2 separate regions of the Homo sapiens genome follow, and region 2 is linked to region 1. A link is an interaction called in ENCODE POLR2A ChIA-PET data of the cell type or tissue named here. Cell type or tissue: A673. All regions are shown on one strand. Each heading gives the region's core, and the rest is flanking DNA. Links, peaks and the distances in the headings are about the cores only.

Region 1 (7,374 bases), core at 2,540-5,039:
TATAAGCAGAAAAACGTATTTATTAGATAATGCAAGTAGATTATTTATAGTATTATCAAATGTAGACTCACATGGAGCCATTTCTCAAACAGCTGCTCTATTTTATTATTAATAAGAAAATAATAGATAACATTTACTGAGTACTTACGAAACTCAATGCACTATCCTAAACTTTTAAAGTGCTACCTTATTTTATTCTTGAACCCCTCTTTAATATAGACATCATTTTATCATTTCTTTATAATAATAAATGCTGAATTTCATGGACCAGAAGACTGGATGGACCCCAAGTTTACTCAGCTGGTAGGTTGTTCATCTGAAATTTTAACTTTTTAAGTTGTGTACTTAAAACGCATTTTCTTAACATGTTGGTAATACTGACCATCTTTGCCTTTTTAGATTATAGTTGACCTTGGTTTTTTTAGCTTCAAGGTAGTGATTATAGCCCTTTTTTCTGGATGTCTAACATTTTCATGAAAATCCTTTAAAACCTACATTAAGAATGAGTGTCAGCTATGAGCATGAAATCAGGCAGAAGCAAGAAATCCCTTTTTTTTCACTTACTATCTGTTGATCGTGGGCACATTTTCTTACTTCAATAAGCCTCGATTGCCTTGTCTATAAAATAAGGGTAAAAATAATCATAAGCTACTTCTCATAAGAAATAATTCTCATAAGAAATAATTAATGCATGTTGTTCATCAAGCATGCTCCCTAGCCCATAGGAGATGGCCAATAGGTGAAGTTCTTATCATATTTTTCAAAATTTTTTTGAGAAGTATTTGCAGGTCCAAAATCATGGCTTAAACACAAGCTGGCTTCACTTTCCCCCACAGAAAACTAAAAATAAGTATACAGCACCAATATTATCTCCAGCAATATCCCAGAACTCAAATATGATAGTCAGATCTCAGGGCCACAGAGAAGTTAAAAAAAAAAAAAAAAAAAAAAAAAAAAAAAAAACTCTGAGCCAGTGGTAGGAGAATAGGCTTTGCATGTCTTAGATGCCCCTCCCCGCAATCTTCCTGGCACCAAGCATGTGAAAAATTTCCCCTAACTCAGTTTCTACACTAGAAAAAGTGAGATTGAGGTGGACAACTGGCTTTTTCACTGTCAGGTTCTTTGTCAGAAGTTCTGTCCATGCCTCAATCCACACGAAGCAATGTGAGTGCCTGAAGGAAGACATATTTCTGAGGAAAGCTAAAGACAAAAGAGAGGAAACAGGACTATGGTCCCCACTCCTGGAAATCCTGCTGTATAACTCAGTCAAAGGAGATGCCAAAAAAGAGTGGCTGTTCAGCAGCACTACTCATGAAATGTATGTTCTACAGGTCCCCTGGGCAGGAACCCACTGCCAGGAGAGTCCCTTTGGAACCTCTGTCTTTCCAGATGGGTCTCACGCTGATCCTTTACTAAAACTGAGGCAAACTTGGCTTAAGGAGCCATCTAGTGTCAAACAGGAGGCAGTGATCTAGCGGGACAAAAATATAAGAAATTCAACAAGTAAATTACAAAGAATCTCTAAGCAAATATATCCAGTAAAAACAATGAATGTTATCTATGAATGGTATGTTCAGAACAATTTGCTATATGTAGAATAATCTTAATTTTTGCTTTTTTATATTTAATACAAAATTATTTCAGTCCAAATATTTTCACAGGTAACATGTTTTACCACCATTCAAAGTATCAGTGTTGAACAAATATATTTACAAGTAAAATTGTCAATAAATTGATTATTTTTATTATTCTTTTGAATGTTTCTCCAAAATCAATAATCCTTTCAATTTCTTTTTATGATACTGAAAATAAATGTATACAAGTAAAACCAAAAACTACAGTAAAGCATTTTTCCCATCAAATAAGACTTTCTAAAATGCAATTATAGGATTTTAAAATTAAATTATGTAGAACATTTACATTCATATGCTTTAATTTTTTCAGTTCTATATTTTGCAAGAACAATTTCAGTGTCTACCTGCTTGTATGCTTTGTCTTCAATAATTGCAAGTCTTCCAAAAGCTTCAAAAGTTAAAATTCCATTGATATTCTATGATTAAATACTTTCAATTATTTTAATAACATGAAACTATGTATTAAAGAACTTGGTTATTAAAAAATCAATATAATTGTAAAATGCCATAATTTACAAAATCATTCTTTGTCAGCTCAAACATTTCTAAAATTGAATTGTTGATGGGCTGCAAGAAGAGAAAATATATATTGCTGTAATGATAAATTTGTGTATGTGCATCCAATACCAGCTCTTTCACAAAAATTTTATAGTCGAATTTCTCTGAGTATGTATAGGATACTTGTAAATTTAGATCATTATAGCTTACAAAATACTGTAGCTTATTTGGATTATAAATTATACATGTACTATAACAAGTTTCCTGTATATATCTGCTTTATAAGTTTATTAATTTATGAAGAAACAATGTTTTGCTATACATTGACTACACAAAATATGCAGTCATATCACCATGAAAGCAAATATATCTTCAATGTTCACCTTTATAAATGAATTCACAAAGATGTTCAAAATAATGGAGATGTTTTGCTTTCAACAGAATGAACTTCCAAAAGATTTACTTAAATTCCACGAATTGGATTCAAAAGAAATCAAACCATTATTGGAATTTAACTAATTTTTCAATTTGAAATTTCACAATATTGGCATAAATCTACATGAGCTTATACTATGGAAATTGTACGTATGTATGTATGTTTAAAAGTGGATAAAGTCTCTTATGTGTGTGTATGCATGTATGTATATATTTAAATCATTGATGCCAAAAGTTTCTAGTGCCAAATAAAAGTTACCAAAACTAAAACCAGTAAAAATGTATAAATTGAAACTATTTGGTGAATGAAAATCCATTATAGAAAGAACAGAATACTCTCTAATAATGTTTCCAAATTTCTAATTGATACTAATCTTTGGGATTCGAGAACTAAAAATCAGAAATCATGGTAATTTTTACAAATTCCTGAAGTTATAAATTATTCTGCATTTTTCATAATATATCATTTACATTATTTTAATAAATAATGAGTGGCCATAATAATGAACAGCAAATTATTCTTCTGTGATATGGTTATACTAAAATTTTCATAGATTTTTACCTTTTAAGAAGACAATAATAATGAATGCATGGTTTTCCTTATTACTGTAATGCAATACATCATTATAAGATTATATATTTCAAATAAATATAAATTTATAAGATTATATATTTCAAATTTGCTATGTATACATAAATTTGTTATATATACATAAACATATTAAAATGGTCTCTGCTACATAGACTTTTGAAAACAGAAACCCTTAAATTAAGGTAACATTAAAAAATAAATAAAAATCATTTAAAAATTGAAATACATTCAAGACATAGAACACTTTCTCTCATTCTGCATTTACCTTAATCAAATTTTTAAGAATGGTTCCAAAAGCATCCTCAAGTTGGGCATTAGGGTATGTGTTATTTTATATAAGCTCATTTCCTTTTATAGTGATGAAAATGTCTTGTCTCCCTGCTCTTATTTTAGTTTTGCCTTTAAAGTCAATTTTGGTTTTGCTCATTTATATTATAAATCAATTACTGATTTCACTTGTAGTATTTCAGAACAACATTCACATCTTTTCTTCTTTGCATTTCCTCTGGTAAAGTATATTTTAAAACATGGCCTACACTGAAAATTCAAACACTAAAAAATGAGAGTGAACATTATTGAGTAATAGTCAAATAATACAGTATTTGTATATCCTGGCAAGATAACAGCACTAAGTAGAATCACATGTCAAAATTGCCGATTTAATGACTTATTTTGCTTTCAGAACATGTTTCTTGGAACACCACTTATATTTTTTGGAACATCCCTCATAAAATTTGCGCAATGTATTTTATAAGTATAAACCTATTACTTTTTTTTTTTTTGCAAGAATGACTCACCATTAGCAGCAGACGGAGCCAAGAACATACAATTATATAATGGCAACAACTATAAGCAAGGCTGATTGATAAGATCATGGCCACTTCTTTCCATTGTGCCCCTGTCCCATTTCCTCCAGGCTGGCTGATTGCATTTCAAGTACACAAAATAGTTCATCTCTAACACTCCCACTTCTCAGATTCTGTGATTGCTCAATGACCTATACCATGTGACATATTACACATAAACCCAGAAGTAACCATTAGATAACTTGCCAACCTGCCTGAAACAAAGGATGAAATTGTGCAGTGAATTATGTATTTATTCCATTTTCAAAGCAGTTAACTTCAGAAAAAATTGCCTAAGAAGCCTATACATTAATATCTTGGAGGTTTGAAAGATCAAATTAGGCCATCATTTGAATGCTTCTGTATCACATCAGAAAGAAAATCAGATGACCTTGAAGCCACTTAGAGCCCTGCAATATGGCTGAATTTTTGAAACAAGGAATTAATCCATTAAGTTATCTCCACTGACTGTTAGCAGGCTGATATTCTGAGGCTGATATGAGCTTCCATACTGCTTTGAGCTAAGTGACTGTAGAAGAAAGAAAAGTCATACTAAGCTGCCATACAAAAAAATTAATAATAAAATATACAACAAACTAGCTTAGGTGTTTAAAAATTTATATAGTTACAATTTGCATCTAAATAAAATATGGTCATTATTTTTAAATCACTGTATTCAGGGAAGCAAGTTATTAATATTAAGGTTGTGACAGAAGTAAAGGAAATTTACAAAATGTACAGAAATTACAGCTAAATCCAAAATGGGCATATCAGTACATAAGTAAAACACATTTTCTTGATATGCTTGGCTTCTATCCCATACCACTAATTACTTCTCAGCTCAAATGGGCAAAATCGTTAGTGTTTTGCTCTGCAATAGGTGAAAAGATACGTTTCTTTTTTTTTTTCTTTCCCTGTGGAAAATTGTCTGCATTGTACTGCAATGCTGAGCAAGTTTATTCTCAGCAGCATGTCTCCTCAGACATTTTATGGCAGCATGGGGAATATTAAATGTAAGATTAATAAATAATTACAACTGTGTGTCCAATCTTCAGTTCATATTCAAAAGGAGTTTTGAATAGGTGAGACATCTGAAAGGAGTTCTGAAAACAATATATTTATACATTTCAATTTAGATTTGTTCCAGAGTTAAAGTACAAATATTTACATATTCCATGCAAACTTTACATATAGAATTATTTTAACCATTGCCAGTATACAGCTACCTCCAGGGAGAAATGCAATAAAAAACTGAGCAGCAGGAAAACATAGTAAACAACAATTTTGGACAGCAGGTAAAGAGTCTTGTAAACAAAGAGAATCTGAAATTAGAGAAAGAATTTTTAATTAGGTGGAATTTAATCACTCAGCTTGAATTTGTCTACATTACCAGAACAGGAGCATTTTGTTGTTGTGGAAAGTGCTCTCAGATATTTCATTAACAAACCAAGCAGAAAATCCCATTTCAGTTTTATCCACTGCCTCTCTCTCTCTACCTAAGAGTATAATGCAACGTGAGCTTAGCTTATCCATCATTGCACAGTGATGTGATAATGGAATGAGTACATCATTTGCAATGTGATATAGGTTCTGAACTTTCTGGAAAAGCCCCAAATTCCTACTTGATCAGTAGTCCTTCGTGTTAGGTTCCAAAGTTATAATCACTGTGACTATGAAAGAAAAAGCTGTGGACGTTTAAAAGAACACTTCTACTTCCAGCTCTACCACTCACTGTGTGACCTAAAATGTCTCTTAAACAATTGAGATAGCAGTCTCATTCTCCCTTTTTATGCAAATACATGGATGCTAAAATACCAATTAGCCCTCTCATTCCATGGTTTAGCTAGTGTTAAGCAAAATGGCCTAGCAATTAAAAACACAGACTGGTACCATGTGCCTGGATTTGAATCCCAGCTCTGCTAATCCCAACTCTGTGTTACCCTGGGGAGGATATTTAATCACTCTGTTCTCGGCCTCAGCTTCTTCATCTATAGAATAGACTTGATGATAATGATAATTTTTCACAGAGTTGCTATATGAGGCTTCAGTGAGTTGAATGTATACACATATATATATACATATATATAGAGAGAGAGGGCACCTAAAATAGCACAGAATGTAATGTAAATTAATATATGTATTAATGTAAATTAATGTATGTATTGATTAAATAAACACACATTAAAAAGGACAGCATAGGAGTTCAAATTTGCTACTAACTTTTTCATTCAGTTGCTATTCTTTCTTTGTACTCCATCTCATAATACCCTAAGAAATAGGTTCTTTTCTATATGAGAAACCAGATTAGAGAGGTTAAGAAACATGCTCACAGTTTTGCCCAGTTAATGACATCTGACATTTAAATCCTTGTACGTCTGGTTTCAAATCTGTGCTCTCTAAATACAATCTCCCCAAAGTTCCCAGAGGTTTTGCAAGCTGGTTATTATCCTGTTATAATATGTCTCGGTCCTGAGTTCATTGTCTGCAAAAATCTGTGTGGTGGTTAATTTTAGGTGTCAACTTGATTGTATTAAGGGATACTAGATAGCTGGTAAAGCACTATTTCTAGGTGTGTCTATAAGGGTGTTTCCAGAGGTGACTGGCAAATGAATTGGTGGACTGAGTGAGGAAGATCTTTGCTCATTGTGGGCATGCACCATCCAGCGGGCTGGGGACTCGGATAGATAGAACAAAAGAGCAGAGAAAAAAAATTAGCTCTGGCTCTCTCTCTCTCTCTCTCTCTGTGTGTGTGTGTGTGTGTGTGTGTGTGTGTGTGTGTGTCTCAGAGCTGGGACACTCCTTCTCTTGACCTCAGATATCAGATCTCTAGGTCCTCCAGTCATTGGACTCCCAGAATTGCACCAGCAGCTCTTCAGGTTCTCAGGCTTTCTCCCTCAGACTGAGAACCTCACCAGGGGCTTCCCTGGTTCTGAGACTTTCAGACTTGGACTGAGCCATCACCGCATACCAGCATCCCTGGGTGTCCACCAGGCAGATGACCTATCATGAGACTTCTCAGCTTCAATAATCTCATGAGCCATTTCCCCGAATAAGTTCCCTCTCATCCATCCATCCATCCAATTAATTCTTTCTCTTTGGAGAAAGCATGATGTTTGGTAATAAAGTGATTAAAAAGCAATTCCTCTGGTTTAGTTTCTCACTATAAAGAAAAGCAGTTAAAGAACCAGAGTCTCAGCAGGGGAGGGAGGCTCACACCTGTAATCCCAGCATTTTGGGAGACCCAGCTGGGAGGATTACTTGAGGCCTGGAGCTCAAGACTAGCCTAGGCAACACAGTGAGACCCCATCTCTACAAAAAAATTTATAAAATAACCGGGCGTGGTGGCTCATGCCTATAATTCCAGCTACTT
Region 2 (7,374 bases), core at 2,016-4,515, 77 kb before region 1:
GAGTGGTAGGCTAGGAAACAAAGTAGAAGTAGGACTTGAGTCACTCAGAGTAGGGATAATTGGGCTGAGCTTTATCCTAAGAATCTCGAAAACCCTTTGAAGGACATGAAATAGGGATGAGACATGATCCAGTTTATATGTTTTTTAAAAAATTGCTTTGGCTGCTAAGCAAAAAAAGAATTAGAGGGGCTTCAAGATTGGATTGGAAAAACCAAGCTATTGCATAGACCCCTTAGACAAGGGTGGGGTGTAAAGATATAATAAAAAGAAGTGAGCAAAATTCATAAGGAGACAATTAGTCATAAAGTCATCTAAATACCATAGTCTGCTTGTCTTGTCACTGACAATACCACCAATCAGAAGAGGGGTGATAGCTAACATGAAAATTTCAATCACTTACTAGCAGGCTCTGAACTCTCTGGGTGTGGCTTTGCTATTTCTGTCAGACCTGGCTGTGGTTAACTGAACAATTTCAGAACATTTTTTTTTCTCCTCTGTATTTCAATTCAGAATTTTAAAAGTAGATCAGGGATATTTAAAAACAATTGCCTTCTTAAGTTTCTTAAGAAACTTAAATTGTAGTGAAAGTTCTCTCAAATCCTCTGATCTGTTTCATAAAGCAGTAAGACTAAAATTTATTTTGAAGATGCTCTATATAGATGTATAACTACCCATAATTCAGTTCTGGGATTCTTTTTTCTCTTATGCTACCATATATTTTTCTCCTTACCACCAACACCCCTCCCCATACACATATCCTTAGCTGGTGACATTGCCTGAGGATCGCCAAAAAGCACAACAACACCAATTGATATAATTTCCCTACTCCTATGTATACAGTTATCTACATGAATATAGCCATGATGCAAAGCCATAATTGTGAAACATTTGAGATCATAAGTGTGTTTGTTTATCTACAGATTCTTTTACCTGAAGATTCCGTGTCCATAATTGTAGTATATCTCAACATGTAATAAATAATTGCTAAATTTTTATTCACTTTATTCATTAGATCACTGCCATTTTAGGACAAAGAAAGAGTTGAAGAGAAGAGAGACATGACCCCTCTTTAGGCACCTTTCTTTGAACATTTTTGCACCCGTGGTTTCATCCTTGCCAGAAACTGGAATTTCCTCCTTGCCCTGGTCTCCTGTCCAAATCATTCATGAATTCCCCAAGTCCAGCCCAAATTGTACAGTTTCTCTGAAGCCTTCCCAGATTAGGCCATCCCAATACATTAATAGATGCATTCAGTCAGTCAGCAGGCATTTAGGGAGCACCTGTTATCATGATTGAAAACCTAAACCCTTCATCAACCTCCAGTGCTCACTCACTCTCCTTTTGGCTCCTAAAAGCCTCTTCTCTACTGCGCATTTGACTTTTAACCTTCCCTTGTCTTGTCGAGTTGATTAACTTTTCAAACGCATGTGCCATATTTTCACATTTAAGTTTTTGGTTTCTTGAAGACGTTTCTCACAGCCAAAAGGTAGGAGGCAGAAGTGATTTTTGTAAAGCTACTTTTAAATTTAAAGAAACATATTTTATTATGAGATTATCTCCTTCTTCCTCTTTTATGTTTAAATATATTTTCTCTTTTAAATGCACTCGGTGGCCAAAATAAAACAGTTGGCAATTCTCTGTCAGATTCTCAATTTTTCTTAAAGATTGTAAAATGTATGAGCCTTTAAAACACTGATAAAAATGGTCCCAATATATCTCTTTTCATTCTAAATAGCTATCAGAGTATCTCACACACAGGGAGGCTCAACAAATATCTTAACTAGTTTAATCATTTTTCTATCTGTGAATAATTCTTACCAGAAATCAAACCCCCAGTCTTTACTTTGTTTTTTCCTAGTTCTAACGACTTAGTAAGTGACCAAAGTATATGTTTGCCTGGGGATCTTATAGTGTGAATCAGTGTATTTCCACCATAGTCATAAACTCAAATGTCCTCAGATCCAAGTACATGCACTCAGAAATGGAAAGGGAGAGAGAGAGAAAATTTAACAGAATGACTGTTTCACTTGTCAGTCCACTCACTGAGCATATGCCCAAGAGTGAGCACGGCGTGGAAAAATGGGACGCTGTCTTTTCCTCTGTTGAGTTCACCTCCCACACACCTCTCTTAGTGATCATCTCACTGCAGTTATGAGTATTCTAGTCTTTAGAGATATGTATTGCACATAATAATATCATACCTAAATTCAATGCAGTTACATTATCTAGTGCTCCACTGAAAAAGGGAAAAATAATCTATCTGTTCCAAAGCTGGAGGGAAAAACTGGCTGTCCTGGACTTACTGAGAGATGCATATCAGTTTTGCAATACTTCCTAAGAGCATTTCAAGGGTAAGTTTACCCAAACATTTGCCTTACCTGCTGACTCTAGACATCATCCCCACTTTTGACGTCACTCCACTGCATGATACTCCAGTCTACCCTGGAAAGACTCTTTCTGACTTTGACATTTCATATACCATATGTAGGGTGCGGTCTATTCACAAATGATGGTAGAAAACATCTCAATCACCTGCCATCATTTTAAGGTTTTTAGAGAACTATTATAAATAGCACACACATTAAAAGAAAAATCCCAAATAAGGAAACACTTTAACATAAGGGCCACATACATAGGTGCCAACAGGAGCCTACCAGGTAAGGAAACAAGTGAAGAATCCTGGACTTAAGACTATGTTAGGGAAAGGGGAGGCCAAGAGAGACATGGAGCAGGGGGCCCACTCGGCTCCAACCTCCTGTTTCCATGCAGAAATGTGGGCCAAGTATTGCCAAATACTCCAATTGTTTTTTCAAGAAAAGCTGTAAATCCGGATTTATGTATAAAAGGCTGAAAAGACATTTATAAAATATTAGAGAATTCTCCGGGTCAAGAGCCAAAGGGCCTAACAAGATCCATAAGCCTGACTTATCTCAGTGACCTTTGTTTTCAATCTCTACACTATCATATCCTTATCACAAATGACTGGCTTTTTAAAAAATAAAAATATAAGTATCTGAACTCCTTTGGTGTTTAATTCGTGTTTTGCAAATTTTATGACATGTAGTATCAGTTTTATACCTAGAGGACAATATGGCATTTTGTTGAATCATGAAAAAAATACAACTTTTAGCTTGCTTGAGAGAAAGTATTAAACACCTCCTCATGTATGAGGACATCTTAGCAAGATGCTAAGTCTGTGCCTGAGGTTCTTTCTTTCTTTTAATCAATGAGAAGTGTTTCCAGTTACCTGTTTAGCTAGGAGTTAAGAAATAAAATAAGTGAAATAGTTCCCTATACTTGAAAGACAAATTGGATTTATTCTTCATGGGACCACAGTACTAGTTTATCATCATACACACCAGTAAACACAGTTTGATGATTTTCTATCTTAGGAAAAAAAAAAATCCCTATAGCTCCGAAATCAAGACTTCCATATGAAACAGGAAATTCTCATCAAAAGATGCATTTCTGAGAGAGGAAGTCAGAGCTCTGGCAATACAGTTGTTAGCAAAGATTCATCAGACTTTAATATTCACAGCATCCAAAGCCATAGCTTAGAAGTTGAACCCTTACATCATTATTCTATACATACCAAACCTATTTGCTCGTTTCTGTAATCGTTCATGGAGCACAGAAACCATCAGAAAGGAATAAGTCCAGGAAGACAAATTGTGCTTCTTATGACTATAAGAGATGTAGTGCTCAGTAGAGTGACATTACTTTTCCAGCAAAATAAATCAGAGAACCTCCCCCAAATATTTCAAACCTCAAATCATGAATGTTGTTTACATTTCTTGTTGGTTTCTAGTTTTACATCCAACGTACGGTGGGGAAAAAATATCCAAATCCATTTCTGAAATGAAAGGCAAAAGATGTTTTAAAGTTTGATCTGCCCAAGTAGTCTGGTACTAGAGATTGTAAATCCACCTGCTGTAGAGTCAGTCTTTCTGATGAGCTACACACAAAATAGTTCAATTAAAACTATCCTTTCATCTAGTTATTAAAACTGCATATTAGAGAAAAAATGTAAAATCTAATATGAGTTTAAAGATAGAAAACTTCTCATGTAGTTGGAATGAACTCTCATGAATAAAGGGACAGAAGGTGTAGCATCAATCAAATTGGTATAACTCAGTGGGTGACAGTAAATATCTAGCTATCACTGCCTTCCCAAAATAAAACAGCAGAAATGACCATTTTTGCTTATAAGAAATGAGGAGAGATTACTGATATTAACTAATCTTGGGTTTGTTTGCTTTTGTTTGGTGGTTGTTGTTGTTGTTGTTGTCGTTTTTAGACAGGGTCTGTCTTTGTTGCCCTGCCCAGGCTAGAGTGCAGTGGTAGGATCACAACTTGCTGCAGCCTCGATCTTCCAGGTTCAAGTGTTCCTCCCCGCTCAGCCTTTTGAGTAGCAGGGACTATAGGCACCCACCACCATGCACCTGTCTAATTTTTCTATTTTTTGTAGAGACAGGGTTTTATCATGTTGTCTAGGCTGGTAATCATGGTTTTAAAATGGTTGTTAGTCTGTGTTAGTGTCAAGGTCATCGGAAAAAAGATGTACACATTTATCCCAGCAAACTTACAGGAAGTATTCCCCATGTCCAGTCTTTAGGAGCAGCCATGTCTAAAAAAGAAGCCCTTAGTTACTGTTCTATATTATACCTATTTTATTTTTGAATATTTTCAAATGATTATTTATAGCTCGCATGCAAGAGCTATTTGAACAAATTCCTGCATTTTAATCACACAAGTTCAGAGTTCTATGTTGTATTTTTTTTAATCTTCAGAGATATATGATGCTGGTGGGTTTCAAAGGTCCAAACTAATCTGCACAGTTGGGATGCTATGTGCAATCCAAAGATCATGAAATTAATGAGGTCAACTTTAAAAGGGCTAAATTTTCTTGAACTGGTTTGATTTGAGCAAAAAGAACTCGTTTGCATGTAGTCTTAAAACATTTTTATTAGAGCTATTTAATTTTATGACACTGGTCTAAAAGCCAGGGGGAGTTTTCCTCTCTCTCTCTATCTTCCTCTCTCTCTCTCTCTCTCTCTCTCTCTGTCTCTCACTTATTCTCTCTATGTTTAAATTTAGGATCTGATTTATTTATAATTTATTTCCAAACCCTTTTCTATTAGAATGCTCAAATTTAAAGGCTGTTTGAAAATTAAGGATTAGTTTTGAATGTTGAAATCAGCATGAACTCCAATGCAAACTTTCTGTACACATGCTACATGTTCATTAGCTTCCAAACTTATTTTAGAAGCTCCTACTATGTGCATTTCAAATTTTCACCTCTTCAAGTATGACACTACAAATAAATAAAATTATTATTTCTGACTTAGGTAGCAAAATATATTGGGTTTAATTTTATTTCCATAAATTTGAAGAATAGATTGTTTCAGTTCTCTTATTATTAGTGTTAAGCTAGTCCTCCATGACATCTAATGAAATGATTAATTAGAAAATCATTTGGAACAGTATAAAGAAATATGCATTTGTTACAAATATTTGTATTGCTATTAATCATAACAATAATAAAAAAAGTACACCATTATAATCATAGCCCTTCCCCAGCCTCTGTTCTTTGCCTGTCATTCTTCTATTGCTAAAGTCAACAAAAAATGTTTGGGCACTTACTGTAATTTTAGGCACTTAGAAATAAAGTAGAAGACATTAGAATTACCCTGAAGTAACTTAAAATCTAATTGGGAAGCTATAATACACATACATACACACAAGAGCTTCCGAAAAATCATATATGTATGTGATTAAAAGTCAGAATTAATATAGTATACTGTATTACGTGGGGTAGACACTGAATGTCACATGAAGGCTGAAATATTTTTAGATGAGTAATTGGGGAATCTTTCGCAGGAGGCAACTTTTTGGCTGGCCTTAACATTTGGGTGGAATCTCAGGTATGGGATAGTGTGTACTTGTACACAGTGGTGGTGGGATGGGGGCTATATTTCAGGAAGAGAAACAGTGGGGTCAAAGGTACTAAACTCTACAAACAATTTTTAAGGGACAACAAGGAGATAACCTGGATGTTCCAAGCTAAGAAGTGTGGGTTTTATTTGATAATTAATTAGAAGTTGTATTAGTCCATTTTCATACTACTATAAAGAACTGCCCAAGACTGGGTAATTCATAAAGGAAAGAGGTTTAATTGGCTCACAGTTCAATATTGCTGAGGAGGCCTCAGAAAACTTACAATCATGGCAGAAGGTGAAGGGTAAGCAAGGCGCCTTCTTCACCAGGCGGCAGGAAGAAGTGCCAACTGAAGTTGGGAAGAGACCCTCATAAAACCATCAGGTCTCCCGAGAACTCACTACCACAAGAATAGAATGGGGAAAACCACCCCCATGATTAAATTACCTCCACCTGGTCTCTTCTTTGACAGGTGGGGATTATGGGGATTACAATTCAAGATTCGAGTTGGGTGGGGACACAAAATCTAACCATATCATTCTGCCCCTGGCCCCTGCCAAATCTCATGACTCTTTCATATTTCAAAACCAATCATGCCTTCCCAACAGTCCCCCAAAGTCTTAATTCATTCCAGCATTAACCCCAAAGTCTCATCTGAAACAAGGCAAGTTCTTTCCACATACGAGCCTGTAAAATCAAAAGCAAGTTAGTTACTTCCTAAATACAATGGGGCTACAGGCATTGGGTAAAGGCTTTCACTCCAAAAGGGAGAAACTGGCCAAAACAAAGGGGCTACAGGCCCCATGCAAGTCCAAAATCCAACAAGGCAGTCATTAAACCTTAAAGTTCCAAAATAATCTCCTCTGACTCCATGTCTCACATCCACCATCTTGGCGATTAACATTTGGCTTCTCGTTACTTATGCAAAGTTCTGCAGCTTGCAGCCGGCTTGAATTTCTCCTCAGAAAATGGGTTTTTCTTTTCTATCACACCAGCAGGCTGCAAATTTTCCAAACTTTTAGGCTCTGCTTCCCTTTTAAACATAAGTTCAATTCCAAACCATCTTTCTGTGAATATCAGAAGTGTTAAAAGATTTTTGTATTAAGAGCATATAGGTACAAACTATAATTCTTAGATGTTTAATCTGACAGTATTATAAGAAAATGGATTAGAGGAAGGGGAATCAAATTTTGACTTTTGCAATAGACTAAACCTAGAGTGATGAAGACCTAGACCACAATGTTATCAATAGAAGTTGAAAAAAAAAAAAAGGACAACCAGGAGAGATGTTTTATCTCAAAGATGCTTGATAACGGCTGATTATACAGTATGAGGCTGAAGGGAAAAACAAAGATGGCAAGGCTTAAAGGCTGGGTGTCAGAAAGAATGCTCTACCATTTATTCATTTATCCAAGAATTTTATTCTTTCAACAAATG

What was found. Peaks named below come from ENCODE experiments on the same cell type or tissue, not always from the same donor. Only the 100,000 strongest peaks of a DNase experiment are listed, where the experiment ranks them.
Region 2: POLR2A ChIA-PET joins it to region 1 with 5 read pairs; 2 of 35 experiments call an interaction of 5 or more read pairs at or near these places.

What each region holds. Positions count from the first base shown.
Region 1 is chr1:106,974,721-106,982,094 of GRCh38, forward strand. No RefSeq gene overlaps it. Among named protein-coding and RNA genes, the nearest start is that of PRMT6, 78 kb to the right of the region's middle. In A673, for the core only: no CTCF peak of the experiment used is centred there; a DNase peak (open chromatin) is centred at 3,991.
Region 2 is chr1:106,897,780-106,905,153 of GRCh38, forward strand. No RefSeq gene overlaps it. Among named protein-coding and RNA genes, the nearest start is that of LINC01661, 83 kb to the left of the region's middle. In A673, for the core only: no CTCF peak of the experiment used is centred there; no DNase peak of the experiment used is centred there.